Linked DNA regions of Homo sapiens: region 2 is linked to region 1. A link is a loop called in an ENCODE intact Hi-C map of the cell type or tissue named here. Cell type or tissue: gastrocnemius medialis. All regions are shown on one strand. Each heading gives the region's core, and the rest is flanking DNA. Links, peaks and the distances in the headings are about the cores only. Region 1 overlaps MR1 (major histocompatibility complex, class I-related). Region 2 has its middle 25 kb from the start of IER5.

Region 1 (8,413 bases), core at 369-8,368:
CCGTCTCTACTAAAAATACAAAAATTAGCTGGGCGTGGTGGTGGGCACCTGTAATCCCAGCTACTCAGGAGGCTGAGGCGGGAGAATTGCTTGAACCCGGGAGGCGGAGGTTGCAGTGAACCGAGATTGCGCCACTGCACTCCAGCCTGGGCGACAGAGAGAGACTCTGTCTCAAAAAAAAAAAAAAAAAATGAGAAAATTGAACTATATGACACTCAATGGGCCCTCCAGCTCTGCAATTCTGTGTGCCCATAGATCTACCCTGGGTGAGTTGTTTTTGCAAGGTGAGGGAGCTTATACTTTTTCCTTTATGCACCAGCATCTCCATATACTAAGAATCAACAAGTAGCGAATGTTATCCACGGGTTTCACTGACATGTCCATGAAATGTGTGGTAACTTGCTTCATTTGGCCCTTTAGGCCTTGTTCAGCCTTTAAGTCACATCATCAAAGTCAGAGGAAAAAGATTCAAACTTTCCTAAATTTATCAGGGCCTTTATTAATTTTTGATTCATTGCACAGATGTTTGAACTCCTTTGTTCCCAAGATTAAGTACAGAACATAGTGTCGGCGAAAAGAATCGAACTCTGTAAAATATTTGAAGAGATTTATTCTGAGCCAAATGTGAGTGAGTGACCATGGCCCAGGAGGTCCTGAGAACATGTGCCCAAGGTGGTCAGGGAGCAGCTTGGTTTTATATATTTGAGGGGGGCATGAGACATCAATCGAATGCATTTAAAAAATACATTGGTTTGGTCCAGAAAGACTGAACAACTCAAAGTGGGGGCTTCCAGGCTATAGGTGAATTTAAACATTTTCTGGTTGACAATTGGTTGAGTTTGCCTAAAGACCTGGGATAGATAGAAAGGGAATGTTCAGGTTAAGATAAAGATTGTGGAGACCAAAGTTCTTTTTAAGTCTTACAGTGGCTTAAAGACAATAGGGGACAAATGTTTCCTATTCAGATCTTAGTTAATCTTTTTAGGATTGGGAGGGTCTGGAAGAAAAAGATCTAGCTATGTTAATAGAGATTCTTTACAGATGCAAATTTCCCCTGACAAAGAACAGCTTTGCAGGGCCAATTCAAAATAAGGCAAAGAAACATGTTTTGAGGTTTAAAATATATATATATTTAAATTAATATTAATATTTAAATTACATTAAAATTGATATATTTAAATTAATATTAAATATATTACATATCATATATATATATGTTTTTTTGAGATGGAGTCTCACTGTGTCACCCAGGCTGGCGTGCAGTGGCGTGCAGTGGCGTGATCTCGGCTCATTGCAACCTCTGCCTCCGCTGGGTTCAAGTGATTCTCCTGCCTCAGCCTCCCGAGTAGCTGGGATTACAGGTGACTGCCACTGCGCCCATCTAATTTTTGTGGGTTTTTTTTTTTTGAGACGGAGTCTTCCTCTGTAGCCCAGGCTGGAGTGCAGTGACGCGATCTCGGCTCACTGCAACCTCTGCCTCCTGGGTCCCGGTTCAAGCAATTCTCCTGCCTCAGCCTCCCAAGTAGCTGGGATTATAGGCACACACCACTATGCTCAGCTAATTTTTGTATTTTTAGTAGAGACAGGGTTTCACCATGTTGGCCAGGGTGGTCTTGAACTCCTGACCTTGTGATCCGCCTGCCTCGGCCTCCCAAAGTGCTGGGATTCAGGCGTGAGCCACCACGCCTGGCCAGGTTAAAATATTTTGATTTTCTTCTTTGTCTGGTAATGTTATGTCAGAGTCAAGTTGGAAAATAAATCATGATATGTAGGGTTAAATAAAACCCATCTGATGAGAATTTATGATTTATAGAGCATGACTCCCCAGTCCCCTTAGATAAGAATTTGGGCAAGATAAAAAAATCAGAGTTTAGTCCTCAATAGTTTTAAGTGGATGACACCTCACAGTTTTGGTCAGGCATTGATGGAGTGGGCCTACTGTGTGCAGATAGGACAGTGCCCTGTGTGCAGATAGGACAGTGCCCAGACTCAAGACAGTGTCTTGAGTCTGAATCATGCCTCTGCCACTTATTAACTATATAACCTTGTCAAGAAATACAATTTATCTGAACTTCAACAAAATAATAATAATAATACCTGCTGCCAACGTTGTTATGAGGAATAGAAGTAATATATGTGAAGTACCCAGTGCATAGTAAGCACCCATAAATGGTGGCTGCGATTATATGGGACATGGGGAGCAGTCCCTGGAGAGCACGTAGAGGAAGACACATCCCAGATGCCATTTCTTTGCAATATGCTTGCACACACACATCTCCTTTAATCCCCACTTTGACACTGGAAGACAGGTATTGACTAGCCCCGGGTTTTATAAAAATGAGGCTCAGAGAAGTTAAACAACTTAAGATCACCCTGATACTAAGTGAAGGACACAGAATTCACATTGTGCCCTTAAGGGGTTTATAGTCCAGCCAGGGAGATAAGCCGAGCAGAAACAGATAAATACCAACACAGAATAGCTAAGTGTCAGTTGAGTGGCAGAGCTGAAAAGCACTTAGGCGTTTAGTAAGGGAATTATTTCTCTGAGGATAGGCTATCAGGAAGACAAAAGGAAACTAGAGGATTAGAAGTTCCTCTGTCTCACTGAACATCTCTGAGTTCCTTGCTGTCGCCATCGCCACTGCCTATGGGTCCTCTTAGCCCAGCCCAGCGGCTGCAGGGAAGGAGGCAGTGCTGAGCCCTTCATCCTCCCCATGTCCTTTGTTTCATGGCATATTTATGTGCAGGCCCTCCCATCTCACTTGAAAGTTTTATTCAACCTGTGTCTTCAGTATTACTATGAAAGCTCACTGTCAGAGTTGTATTTCTTTCTTTCTTTTCTTTTTTTTTTTTTTTTTTTTTTTTTTTTGAGACAGAGTTTCGCTCTTGTCGCCCAGGCTGGAGTGCAATGGTGCAATCTTGGCTCACTGCAACCTCTGCCTCCCAGGTTCAAGTGATTCTCCTGCCTCACCCTCCCAAGTAGCTGGGATTATAGGCACCAGCAACCACACCCAGCTAATTTTTTTGTATTTTTAGTAGAGACGGGGTTTCACCATGTTGCCCAGGCTGGTCTCGAACTCCTGACCTCAAGTGATCTGCCCGCCTTGGCCTCCCAAAGTGCTGGGATTACAGGTGTAAGCTACCGTGCCCCCAGCCAGAGTTGTATTTCTTCTGTTAGCAGAAAACCCAGGGACTGTTTTATAGAAATGCATTCTAGATTACAATCTCTAAAATTATTTTCTGTGATGTGAGCTTGATTTTTCTATAAGCATATGTCTGGGCCATTTTTGTACTTGCTAATTTTCAGAACATCATTGTGCTGTGTTGCCTACAGAGTCTGGCTTGTAGGAGCAGCAGTTCATTTTGTCAATATGCATATGTACTGAGTGCCTACTATGTGCCAGGCACTGAAGTGTCAGGCCTTATGGCGCATATATTTCATGAATGGTTGATTAACTAATGAAGGCCATAAGAATTTGATTTAAATATCAGTATTTGTGGCAGATTATTAATAAGAAACTGGGGTAAAAAAAACTCTGTGGCTTGAATGAAAATATGGTGTATACCATGCCACACAGAAAAAACGAATAATTCCTTGTGGCTGGGGGCAGTCTCTAAAAATGTCATCATTAGGCCCAGAAACATGTCATCTTGTAGACTAATTTCAAGTCTGTGAAGCTGCACTAGTTTACAGATCTTTGAAATTTGATCTCAATTTCAGTTGCAAAGACCTAAATTGGATTAGAACAGCTTGCCTGTCTTCTTCAGGGATCCTCAGGGACCAATGACCATTCAGTCTTTTAACAGTAAGGTGAAGGGCTGCCCATGTGCTCGGCCTTGGTGGGTTACATCTGGTTTGGCAACTTCCTGTTGTGTGTAACACAGGGACTGTGCATTCGTAGCTGTTTCGTGAGTAATATGCAGAGTGCATGTGTTGGGTATTTTAAAGTACGTGAGAGGGTTGTGTTTCAGCAGCTGATGGGATGCCAAATGTTTGACTTTTTATTATTCCAGCCCTTCAGATTTCCCCAGAATTGTCACCTTCTAGAGCGTGTGTCTTGCCAGTGTGTTCCAGGAATTCTCTATTTATGCCACTGTGATGTTGCTCAGAAAACAACAGAGCTTTCGGTTAGTTCAAGTAAACTTAGAATCTGCGCTGATGCCTCAGAAAGGAAGAAAGGCCAGGACGGCCTCGGCTTGGGTGGCACTCTTATTTCTCCCTTGGTTTCACTTCCTTATTTTCGTGGCTTCCCATTTCATCCTGTAGCCTCCTCTCAGAAGCTGTTTCCCCCCTTCCTACTCCCTTCCCACCCCCGGGTTGTTTCCCCGGTTGTTCCCACACTCTAGCCCATTTGTGTCCTCAGAGGTCTGGCCGCTGCCACTGCACCTGCCTCAGACCCAGTGTCACCTCGCCAGGGCTTCAGCCAGCCTGACCTTCCAGCTGCCACCCAGCAGCTCAGCTTAGGGACTCAGAACCTTCTGGCCCAGACCTTCATACCCAACTCCCGCCCAGGGGCAAATGCAGAAGCCTCTGCTGGTGCAGCCAACACGGAGTGGGGGCAAGGCGGAGAGGAAAAGCAACAGCTCAGGGTGTGGTAAGAGTGCTCAGGGTGCTTCCCAGCTCAGGGCATTGGTAAGAGTGGGTGGAATTTGCATGTTAAGAACTTTCATTAACCAAATACCCAAATGGTGACAGAAAAGCAAATTCAGACTAGTTACATTTCTGGAAGGTTTCAGATATTTGGGCCCCCAAGATGGCTGAGAACTCATTTCTCAGCACCTCTTCTCATAGCCTTCGAGAAAAACAGTACCTCCCATAAGAACCTCCGAATTCTATCTTTGTCTTTAATATGTATGTGTTGGGTGGGGTGGGGGTATTGATGGAATGTTTCAGATCACTAATCTCACAGACAATGCAATGACAAGATAAAGTTTATTAGATGGAGAATGTTAATACAGCTGAAACCTTTGAAGAATTCAGACCAGTCCTCAAACCATTCATCCTGAGTACCTGGAATGTTATATGATCTTGAGTGGGATATTTCCCCTCTATGACTTCAGCTGTAAGATGACACTGTTCTTTTGTACCAGTACATGAAGACTAGCTAATTAAAATACTATACTAGTTCATTCAAAAAGTATTTACTGAGTTGCTACTACGTACAAGGCATCATGCAAACAGACTGTGCAGTATTACATAAAATTTTTAAAATAGATTTCCATAAATAAACACCATGATAGGATTATGTAACATCTTCCAGGGAATTTTAACCGTTTGGATGTACTACACAGTGGTTCTGGTTCTACCAGTCTAAATGAATTGACTTGTTTTTTTTTCCACCATCACTCCTCCCTTTCAATTCAATTCATTCATTCTGGTGTGCAGCCCATTTCTGTCTATTTTCTAATGATATGACCAGAGCCACCATGTAGGCTTGTGCCCTGCACAAGGATAGATACCCCACTGGGGAACAAACGGGACCAAAATCTACTCTGTGTTCTGCTGGCCAAGCCGGGTGACCTGGCCTGGGCTGGCGTCCTCCCAGAAGAAGGGTTCATTTTTCCAGTTTGCACACATGTGCTATTTGTGGGTTAGCTGAGGCCCTGCTTATGTCTTCAGTTGGTTCACAAACCAGAAACAGAACAAATGGCCATCATTTGATTACAAATGTAATCAAACTAGATTTACAACCAAGGCTTGCTGAGTGGCATTATGGGTTTTATCCTGTTGCATGGCAAGCCGCTCATGCACGGGCTGTGCTCAGTGTCCTTTTTCCTCAGCCATGCCAGCCATGGGGAAGCAGGAGGGGAGCTTGTTGGAGAAGGTGGCCTCAATGAGAGCCTTGGTGCATTCCCCTGAAGCCACAGTTTGGGGCTTCTCCCTCAGCAGGGGTCTCCACAGTCTGAGTGTTTTCAGAAATCTTATATCCAGGGGACCCCAAATCTTATGTCCAGGCCCCAGGGTCTGAACTCATATTTAAGTACTGAAAGGCATCAGCATCTCCCCTCTGGTTGAACTTGACCTTCTTACTGAGAACCAGCCAGGCAGGCATCAGAAGCCTCAGGCTCCAGAGGAGAAGCTGGTGGGCAAATAGGTCAGGAGCAACTGCTTTCACCATCAGGGATGAAAGTTGAAGACCAAGAACACTTCCTTGTCCTGTGGTGCAGGGGTTGGGATGGAGGGGTGAGTCTTATAAATGGAAGAGAACTAAGTGTTGTGATTTAAAGGAAGAACATTTGCCTCCTGCCCCCAAATGCTCCCAAACTCTCCAAAATTCCACAGATTCCTTTGGCTTAACTCCTTTCACAGAGGTAAGCTAAGGTAGTCAGTCTCACTGTAGTTGCGGTGAATTCATTTAATGATCTTGGTTTCCTAACTGCTAGATAATCCAGTGGAGCCAAAAAATTTTGGTGGATTGAGGGAACCTACAGAGGTTGGGTAGAGATGTGTTAGGAGTTGAATTGTTTCCTCCAAAAAATTCATGTTGAAGTTATAACCCCCAGTACCTCAGAATGTGGCCTTCTTTGGAAATAGGGTTGTTGCAGATGTAATTTGGGAAGGTGAGGTCATCCTGCAGTAGTAGAGTGGGTCCCTAATCCAGTATGACTGATGGCCTCATGAAAAAAGGAAATTTGGACACAAAGCCATGCATGCAGGGAGAACACCAAATGAAGACTAGAGTTACGCAGCCAGAAGGCAAGGAACAACCAGAAGATAGGAGGGAAGCCTGGAACAGATCCTTTCCCAGTCCCTTTAGAGGCAGCATGTTTCTGCCAACACTTCATTTTGAACTTCTGGCCTCCAGAACTGTGAAACAATAAATTTCTGTTGTTCCAAGCCACCCAGTTTTTGTGGTACTTTTAAACGACTACCCTTGGAAACCAGTACAAGGTGGAACGGGGAGACGATGGAGAACATGACATTGTGACATGTTGCATCTTTCCCAAAATGGCCACAATGATATCTCCCAACTACATGCTCTTCTTACAATGTAACTCTGACAATCTTCCTATTGAGTGTTGGGTTCTATACACCCTCTTTTTGAACCTGAGCAGGATTTTATGACTTCTTCACCAATGAGAGTATCACAAGAATGACATTTTGTGACTTCCAAGATTAGATTATATAAATGCTATGCACTTTGACTGTGATCTCTTGGGATACTCACTCTGAGGGAAGCTAGCTGCCATGTAAGCAGTGACTGCCCTGAGGCCACCATGTTGTGAGGAAGCCCAACCCACACAGAGAGATTACATGGAGAGTTCCTGAGACTACATGGAGGAGATGTAGCTGATGCCTGGCCACCACCCCTGGCTGCCCCATTTCTGTTCCAGCCACCACTTGCCTCCAACTCCATGAGAAGCCAGAACTGCTTACCCAAGCCATATCCAAATTCCTGACCCATAGAAACTATGAAAGAAAATAAAATGGGTATTGTTTTAAACCAATAGGTTTTGGGTTTTGTTACACAGTCTGTGGGGTTTGGGGCAACCAGAAGCTAGAAGGACAATGGAGAAAGGGAGGCCAGAGTGAAAAGGAGATGCAGAGATGTTACAGAGACATACAATGCTCAAAGATGGCAATTTCCAAAGAAAGAGAGGTGAAGGCAGCTCAGGCAGTGGAATCATCAACCTCTAAAAAGCACAATGTACTGAATGTCCTGAAGCTATTGGGGAAAAAAAAAAGATGAAAAGGGCAATGCAGTTAAGTGGGAAACACCTGGGCTGGGAGATGCCTGTGCTTCTTCCTAGCTCTGCTGCCCACAGCACATGGCTATGGGCAAAGCCCCCTGTCCTCCTTGGAGAACATTCTGTGAACTAATACACTGTGTGTGAGAAAATAGCAAACTCCAGAGAGCAGGTGCTAACAAGCAAGAATGTGTCCCCTTGCACCAATTCTGGGGTCATCAAGCACTCTACAGATTGTGATTTAGTTGTTCTTATGTAGATTTTCCTGCTGGAAGGTGTACTGACCAGCTGAGACAGATATCTGACCCACTTAGCAATTGTGTTTCTCACAGTAAATTAATACATTGGCACTCCACTTTATATATCCATCTGATCACTTTGTGGGGACACTAGACCTGCATATGTGAGGACAAAGACCCCAGACAGTGGTTTTCAAAATAAGGTGTGACTGCTCTGTGTGACTCTGGCAGAAAATGATCAGCTGGCCTCCCTAGTGGACAATCTGTTCCTCATAGCTACAAGTGCAAAAACATCTTCTCTCAGGCCAAAAAAAGAAGAGGAGAAACCAAGTCATTCCTCAGAAATAAGGAAAGGATCACAACTTGGAAATCATGGGAGTAAGAGGAGAGAGGAAAGGAGGACTGGCCCCTGATGGGAGAGCTCAGAAACTCTCGATGGAGTCTTGTTGGATTTTTCACCCTGCTCTTTAAACTGCTTTCTCTCC
Region 2 (8,413 bases), core at 135-8,134, 51 kb before region 1:
GACGTGAGTGAGGCTCAGGGCACACACCCTTGGCCTGGCTAAGGGTAGAGGTGTCCAGTGGCAGGAGAGCCAGAGATAGTGCTTGGGGAGGCAGGAATGCTGGTCTTCTAAGAGCATGCTGGGCTTTTTCTCTTTCCTTCCTAAAGCCAGTGGCCTGCTCACCGCCCTTCTTTCTGAGCAGCTCTCTCAAGGCCAGGCTAAGGACAAGGCATAGATGTGGAGCTGAAAGGTTAAGCTCCCTACCCTCCACCCCTGCTGGTCTCCAGAAGGGGACAATTGGAATTCAAATATCCAGTGTCATGAAGCCAAGGAGAGAGGTGGCATAGGAGTCTATAAAGCCAGCCCACTAGCTTCTCTCTCCTGGGAACTCCCTGGTTTATGAGCTGCCAACCCGAGCTTCATGGGTGAAAAAAGCACCCAGACTTCCAGAAAATTGTCTGAGAATGACAGCCTTCCAGCTCTGCCTTCAGTCTCCATCCCCCATGTCCTGCATCCTGGATCTAGCAACAATATTCTGATGCACACCATCTCTTTTCTTTGGCTTCTCTCCCTCCATGACACAAAGGCCAGAGTATGATAGCCTGCCTAGAAATCAAGACCATGATAACTAATTAAAGTCATAGACTTCCAGACTGTTAAATCTTAGTGTGGCATTAGACATGATCTAATCTAACATCCCCATTTTATAGACGGGGAAACTAAGGCCCAGAGAGAAAGGCAGTTGATGTACAATCACACTGCTAGTTAGTGGCAAAACTGAAATCAGAGCTCAGACATCCTGTCCTTGCTCAACTGTTATTTCCAACATATGAACCTGCCCTTTGACTCTGATTGCCCTTTGGGTTCAGGCCACAGAGAAGATTATTTTTAAAAAATCGGTGGGGCATGTTGGCTCCACAGTTTGGGAGGCTGAGGTGGGCATATCCCTTGAGCACAGGAGTTCAGGACCAGCCTAGCCAACATGTCGACACCCCATCTCTACAAAAAATACCAAAAAAATTAGCTGGGCATGGTGGCATGACCTGTAGTCCCAGCTATAGGGGGCTGAGGTGGGAGGATCACTTGAGCTCAGGAGGTCAAGCCCAGTGCAGTGAGCTGTGAGCATACCACTGCATTCTAGCCTGGGTGACAGATCAAGACCCTGTCAAAAAAAAAAAAAAAAAAAAAAAAAAAACGCCTGGGTGCAGTGGCTCATGCCTGTAATCCCAGCACTTGGGAGGCTGAGACAGGCGGATCGCTTGAGCCCAGGAGTTCAAGACCAGCCTGAGCAACATAATGAGACACTGTCGCTATAAAAAGATTTTGGTTTTTTTGTTTTTCAGGATGAAGTCTCACTCTATTGCCCAGGCTGGAGTGCAGTGGTGTGATCTCAATTCACTGCATCCTCCTTCCACCTCCCGGGTTCAAGCGATTCTTGTGCCTCAGCCTCCTGAGTAGCTAGGATTACAGGCACCAGCCACCACGCCCAGCTAACTTTTGTATATTCAGTAGACACAGGCTTTTGCTATTGTCTAGGCTGGTCTCAAATTCCTGACCTCAAGTGAACCGCCCATCTCAGCCTCCCCAAGTGCTGGTATTACAGGCGTGAGCCACCACGCCCAGCCTCTATGAAAAGTTTTAAAGTTAGCCAGGCATATTGGCGTGTGCCTGTAGTCCCAGCTACTTGGGAGGCTGAGGTGGGAGGATTGCTTGAGTCTGGGAGATCGAGTCTGCAGTGAGCTATGGTCACGTCACTGCACTCTGGCCTGGGAAACAGATGGAGACCCTGTCTCAAAAAAAGAAACAACAACAACAAAAACTAGTATTGTAGGACTAGATACTAAACACTTTTAACTTTCCCAAAAGTTTTTACAACAGGGTTCTTATCCTATCCTCAAAGCATTGTTTTCAGGTAAATGGAGTTAATAATATTACTCTAGCTGCACAGGTTGGGAAACTGGCCAGAAAAAGTCCCATTAAGTTGAGAAAGATATGTTAAAAGTGGGTAGAAGAGTTCATGTTTGCTGACTCCTTATCCAATGCTCCTTCTACTATACTCCTTGCCTCCAAAAATTCAGCCTTGTTACTCAGAAAAACCTAGCTAACCAAATAATACTGTCACAGAGGCCCCTTCAGAGAAAAGATGTGGACACCAAGTCAGAACCAACACTGCATTTTAATGCTGAGCTAACATGTTTCCTCTTGCAAGTCACTGGTTCCTGGCTGGTCTTGAACTCCTGACCTCAAGTGATCGGCCTGCCTTGGCCTCCCAAAGTGCTGTGATTACAGGCGTGAGCCACCATGCCCAGCTTTTCCCGTATTCTTTCCTTATTTCTCTTTCTCTTTTCACTGCCCCTTTCTTCCCCAGCTTCACCACATTTTTGGGGAAGAGCGTTTCTACCTCTGTTGAATCCCACTCCCAGTTAGGAGAGATGTCGGTGAGAACTGTCCGCTCAGCATTTCTGGATGCCTCTGTTGTAGTTGTTAGTGAGTGGGACCCTCTAGCACCTGTTGCAAGCTGTAGGGTGTTCACCAGGAAGTCTGGCTTGTTAGAGCAATTACCCACTGCTAGCCTTGGCCTCTCTGCCCTGGACAAAGTATTCTTTGCTCAGATTCTTGCAAACATCATGAGAAAGAGTGGTTCTCACACCTTAGAGAGCATCAGAATCACTTGGAGGGCTTGATGAGCAGATTGCTGAGCCCTATTCTCAAAGTTTCTGACTCAGCAGGTCTGGGATGGGCCGGTAATTTGCATTTCAAGTCCTCAAGAGATACTGATGCTGCTGGTCCAGGAACCACACTTTGAAAACCACTGTGATAAAGGACACAATTCATACACTCGGTGGACCGTGGGCCTGGAGTATGGGAGGATCAGATAGCTGGAAAGGAGGGTTGGGGCTGAGGATGAGTGTGACCAAATTTGGCCAGCCAGCTACAGCAGCTCCTCCTGGCTTTCTCCGTGTACTCTGGTGTCCTCCCACATCCCAAAGATGCACGTGTTGGGTGAATTGGCATGTCTCCATGATCCGAGTCTGAGCGAGTGGGGATGTGAGTGTGCCCTGCAATGGAATGGCGGCCTCTCCAGGGTCAGTTCCTACTTTGTGCCCTGAGCTGCTGGGATAGGCTTCAACCCTAAACTGGAAAGCAGGTTAATAATTATCTTATTTTTATTAATCTTTCTTAAATGTATGCATAGCTCACATTTATTTCAGTGTTTAATATTAGAAATGTTTTGAGTCTTTATTAAGAAGTTTAGTGATGGCCAGGCACAGTGGCTTATGCCTGTAATCCCAGCACTTTGGGAGGCCAAGGCAGGTGGATCCCTTGAGCCCAGGAGTTCGAGACCAGCCTGGGCAACATGGTGAAACTCATCTCTACAAAACATACCAAAAAAATTAGCTGGTCAGGGTGGCATGCCCCTGTGGTCCCAGCTACTTGGGAGGCTGAGGTGGGAGGATCACCTGAGCCCAGGAGACAGAGGCTGCAGTGAGCAATGATCCTGCCACTGCACTCCAGCCTGGAAGACAGAGTGAGACCCTGTCTCAAAAAAAGAAAAAAGAAAAGAAAAAGTTTCGTGATATTTTTGTGACCAGAAATATTCCATAGGAACTTAACTCTTGTTTATATCAATTAGTCTGTGGTAAAATTGATTTCAATATGTCATTTTGCTTAAAGTCACAGTTTCCAAGAACCCATCGATCACGTTAGCTGAGGACTTACTGCACACTGAATGTCTGCATATGCAAGCAATATATACGTGTGACTATTTCAATGCTCATCCCCAGATGAATGTAACAAATTGGGAATTGGGCGCCTAGAGATGATTGGTCCTGGCAATTTAGGCCACAATTCTCTCACTGCCGGTCTCCCTTTCAGTTTTCACTCTCTCTCCCCACCCCTCTCAGCCACTTCCCTCCAGAGAAAGTTCCCAGCTCTTCAGATTGCTCTGCTTGTGCCTGCACAGCCAGTAGCTGGCTAGGGGGCAGGGAAGGGAGGTCCGCGGGGGGCTGCAGTGAGAGGAGCCTCAGGTCTCTAAATGCAACTGACCACAAGGCACAGAGACCTGACGGTGGGCATGTAAGGAGTTCAGGGACTTGCTAGCCAGGTGGGAGCAGGCCTTGGGCTGCCACCAAAAGGAAGGAGCAGGGCAGGGACAGGGAGGTGGAGGGGCTGTGGATACAAAGGCACAGCACCAGCTGCGGCTATCATCTGCTGACAATTGCCTCTTTCCCCTCCCGGGCTACTTCAGAAGGCCCAGTCAAAGCCAGATGTCTGCCAGATTTCCAACAGGGCAGGAATCTAGTCCATCGGGAGGTGCAGGAGGGTGGTTCTGGGAGATGGACCACCTCTGTGGAGGGGGAGGCACCCAACCATTCACCCTGGCACCAACCTCCCCTTCCCGTGCTCATCTTGGGGTGGTGGAGGCTGCAGAGAGAAAGAGAATCCCTCTGCAAATCAGCGAGCATGACTGTCCCCAGCTGGCTGCCGAGGCTGCCAGGGAGGGTGGGAAGCAGAGGTCTCACTGCTCAAAGATAAAACACCATGAAAGCTGACCCAGCCCTTCTGAGTCATTTCCCAAGGATCTTCCCAGGAGCCAATGGGCTTAATGTGCCTAGAACCAGCCTTACCTGTGGGCTGAGGAGGTATATCATATATAAATAAAGGGGGAGCCAGGCAGCTCCCCTTCCCCCAAATCCCTCTCTCATCTCCCATAGGAAGGCCAGAAATTGTACTCTCACTTTTCATGGCTATGGGCTGTAAGCTACTTTGGACATGGGGTGCATGAAGATTTTTTCTCTGCAGCAACAAGACGCCACCCGGGAAAGGCCATGGGGTTGACAGGAAAGAAGCAGGGGACAGAAATAGAACTTGAGAAGTCACCACCCCATCCTCTCCCCCATTGAAAACATTTCCTACCAGCATGCTGCAGGAGCATCTTAAACATGCTGCCCTCGGCCCCTGTGAGCAACATGTTTGGCCTCCTCCCTGCCTCCACATCCTCCACACCCTTGCTCCTGCCCGCCTCCCACCTGTCAGGCATGTTGCAAGATTCCATTGACCAATGTTTACAGAATGCTCTGAAGAGAATGATCCAGTTGCCAAACCCCTGAGTCATCTGGCCTAGTCACCCTTTGCTCCTCTGGCTTGGCTTTCCCACCAGAGCAGATATCATGTTCAGCAGCATTTGTTCACAAGGCCTCACCAGCCAGGAGGCCAACAGGCCAAGCAGGCTTCCCAGACCTGCCTTTTTAGAGCAATGCGAGGGAAGAAAAGAAAGAAACCTTTAGTGAATGCCTGCTATATGCAGGGACTGAATCGGACATTCTCACATATATTGAATTATCAAATATTACAAAAAACCTTGTGTGGTAGGCAATGATATTCATTTTTCAGCTGAAGAAACAGAAGCAGACAGGTGAAATGGTTTTACCCAAAAATAGAACTAGTTAGTAGCAGAGCCAAGAGTGGAACCTGATTGTCTTCACCTGAGTTCCCCCGAAAAGCAGAACCTGAGACAAAGGCTTACGTGCAAGTAGTGCGTTTGGGAATATAATCCCAGGAGGCAGAAACAGGGGACAGAGAGTCAATAGGATTCATTATGAAGCTGTCTATGGCTAAGGATCAACTGGTAACCAACCCTGCAACCCTGCAAGACCGTCTGAGGAAACTGAAACTCATCTTAAGATGATCCACCGGGAAAAGAATGGGGGGAAGCATTCATCCACAAGGTACGAACTCCTCCATACTTCTGAGTTGTACATGCACAAAGCTGGGAATCCTGCACAGAACTGGCCACAGGAGCAGAGGCTGGAAGATTTCAGACAGAGAAGACTTGAAGTGGTCCATAAGGCTGTGCACTAAACACAGGTCCCACCACAACTCCCCACACACACGCACACCATCCTAAGTATACTGAGGAACTTACACGAGGTCACTGGGGCACTCAGGGGAGGATCCAAATGTGAATCACAGCTCATGACTTCCATGCATTCATTCAACAAATATTTATGGCAGGCCCACTATGTGCTAGACATTGGGGTTTAGCAGTGAATGAAGAAGACAAGATCTTTGCTCTCATGGAGCTTAAATTCTAGTGGGGGTGGGGAGGACACGGACAACTGGCAACTAAACAAATAAACAAGTGATGATTCTGTATCAGGCACAGTGCTAAGCACTGAGAAACCCCAGAAGAAATTGTTTGTTTCTTAGGAAGACAAAGGAGCTTGGCCAGGCACAGTGGCTCACACCTGTAATACCGACACTTTGGGAGGCTGAGGCGGGTGGATCACCTGAGGTCAGCTCAAGACCAGCTTGACCAACATGGCAAAACCCCATCTCTACTAAAAATACAAAAATTAGCTTGGCATGATGGCACATGCCTGTAATCCCAGCTACTTGGGAGGCTGAGGCAGGAGAATCGCTTGAACCTGGGAGGCAGAGCTTGCAGTGAGCCAAGATCACGCCACTGCACTCCAATCTCGGCAACAAGAGTGAAACTCCATCCCCCCAACCCCCGAAAAAAAGGAAGACAAAGGAGCAAATGATCACAATCTAATAGATAACTGCCGTGACTGGGTTGACTGGGAGAACAGAGAAGGGACCTCTTACCCCAGAATGGGGAGACATGGGGCATCGGGAAAGTAACTCTGGAAAAGACGAGCCACAAGTTCTTTCAAAGGCCTCATAGGAAGAGCCAGGCATCTCTGGATTGGGAGAAGGGAAGGATATGCTCCAGGGAGAGTGAACAGCATGGGCAAAGACACAGCAGAATGACAGTAGACCATCCTCTGGAAAACTACAAACACCTCCATGTGTTTGGACTAGAAGGTGCCATGCATGTGGGATGGTGTCAAAAGATGAGGCAGTAAAAGTAGGCAGGGAATGGACCACAAAGGCTTGAATATCTAGTACTGGAGAATTTGAATTTAATCCTGAAAGTGAAGGTGAGCCTCTTTTCACCCTCTAAGCTCAATTAGCTCTTGAACGTGTCAGCTAAGGATGCAGATAAAACCAAACAGTCCAACACAGAGGTTGACAGGTGGAGATGGGAAATGCAGGGAACCTCAGGAGGAAGGCTCAGTGGCCTTGGAGTAACCAAAAATGGCCAGATCTGAGTTGCCAGAGTTACACGTTAATCACTCAGCTCTCAGAACTTGATTATGCACGCGGGCATGGGGGCTCCCTCTTGGTCACTCTGACTAGTGCAACAGGCTTAAGACCAGTTCCTCTGGGGCTGAAGAGTCCATCCTCTGCCCCATCTCTTTCAGCTTCCAGCTCAGCCCCTCCCCTCCACTGCCTTACCCTTTGCAGGGGAACTCCCAGGTGTCTGGCATTGAGGACCCTGGGTTCAGGCCAGGTGCCTCTGGCCCTCATTTGGTTTGCATATGATACCTGCCAGGGCTTTCTAGCTGAACCCCACCAGTGAGAGCTAACACCAGAAAAGCAACTGGCATCTGGCTGCCTCTCTTGCAGAGGGTTGTCACATCCATCATCTGGGCAGGAGAAGGGCTCCCTGCAGCTCACAACCACATCCCACAATTCCCCCGCAGAGCCCTTATCAAATGGAGCCCCTGGCTTCTGTTCATTCTTCAAAGCAAAGAAAGCTGAGGTGATCTGAATGCAGACAGGAGCAAAACTCCCAGAAGTAGCCTTCCTATTCTCATATTCAAGGTAGAATAAAATCTCACTCCAGCCCCCATCTACCTCACGGAGGTTCCCAGATATCCCAGGCCACAGAGTCAGGTCCACAGGCCCTATGGTTCAGAGATGGCTGAGCACCTCTATCCTGCAAGCCAGGACCCGGGGGCAGCTCCAGAGTCCTTCAAGCTCACCAGAGATGAAGCGCAGACAGCAAAGAAGGCTTCTAACCCTAACCCCCATGTTTATTTGTTTTTTTCCTCCCTGGACCTGTCCCCATCCCCATCATTCCCTGGTCCCAGATCCCATTCCTTCAGGCTCTTGGTCTGTGCTGGGTGGCCCTTTTCTGTGCCTGCTGCTCTGCAACTTACAGCACACAGTCATCAGGAGTGCAGAGGCAGCATTTGCATTTCAATGGGTACCCAAAATCATGCCTCAAAACTAGACCAATGTCCCCAAAGAAGCTACAGGCTAGTAGGAGACATGGTTAGGGGCATGTGAGTGCCTGCCCCTCCTCCTGAGACCCTTCAAATCACACCCAGGTCCTTCCCAAGCTACAAGAAATGATCCCCTGAAGGACATTCTGGGCATAGGATTCTGAGAGTGTCCACAGCTGTGGTAGAGGGAGGTTATTCCAGGACACACACAGACATAAACCAACAAAGCAGAGGTTTGCATCCCTGAAGATGCTAAGGAGTCTAATGAAACTGATTCCTGAGTTGCTCCCCTGAACAACTGAGCCAATCAGAATCCTTGAAAGGGACACATTCATTTCCCCAGACATTCACCATTCTGC

Evidence for each region. Peaks named below come from ENCODE experiments on the same cell type or tissue, not always from the same donor. Only the 100,000 strongest peaks of a DNase experiment are listed, where the experiment ranks them.
Region 2: a loop joins it to region 1, with 6 times the contacts of the local background. A loop is called at or near these places in 2 of 110 quality-filtered maps.

Annotation. Positions count from the first base shown.
Region 1 is chr1:181,058,440-181,066,852 of GRCh38, reverse strand. MR1 (major histocompatibility complex, class I-related) reads right to left here. Exons shown (of 6, transcript NM_001385161.1): 6 at 4,915-8,413. Among named protein-coding and RNA genes, the nearest start is that of IER5, 26 kb to the left of the region's middle. RefSeq lists enhancers at 4,006-4,055, 4,696-4,825. In gastrocnemius medialis, for the core only: no CTCF peak of the experiment used is centred there; DNase peaks (open chromatin) are centred at 3,862, 4,432 and 5,694; H3K4me3 peaks cover 1,124 bases; H3K27ac peaks cover 4,872 bases.
Region 2 is chr1:181,109,302-181,117,714 of GRCh38, reverse strand. No RefSeq gene overlaps it. Among named protein-coding and RNA genes, the nearest start is that of IER5, 25 kb to the right of the region's middle. RefSeq lists an enhancer at 4,695-5,894. In gastrocnemius medialis, for the core only: no CTCF peak of the experiment used is centred there; DNase peaks (open chromatin) are centred at 4,264, 5,044, 5,921 and 7,180; H3K27ac peaks cover 3,238 bases.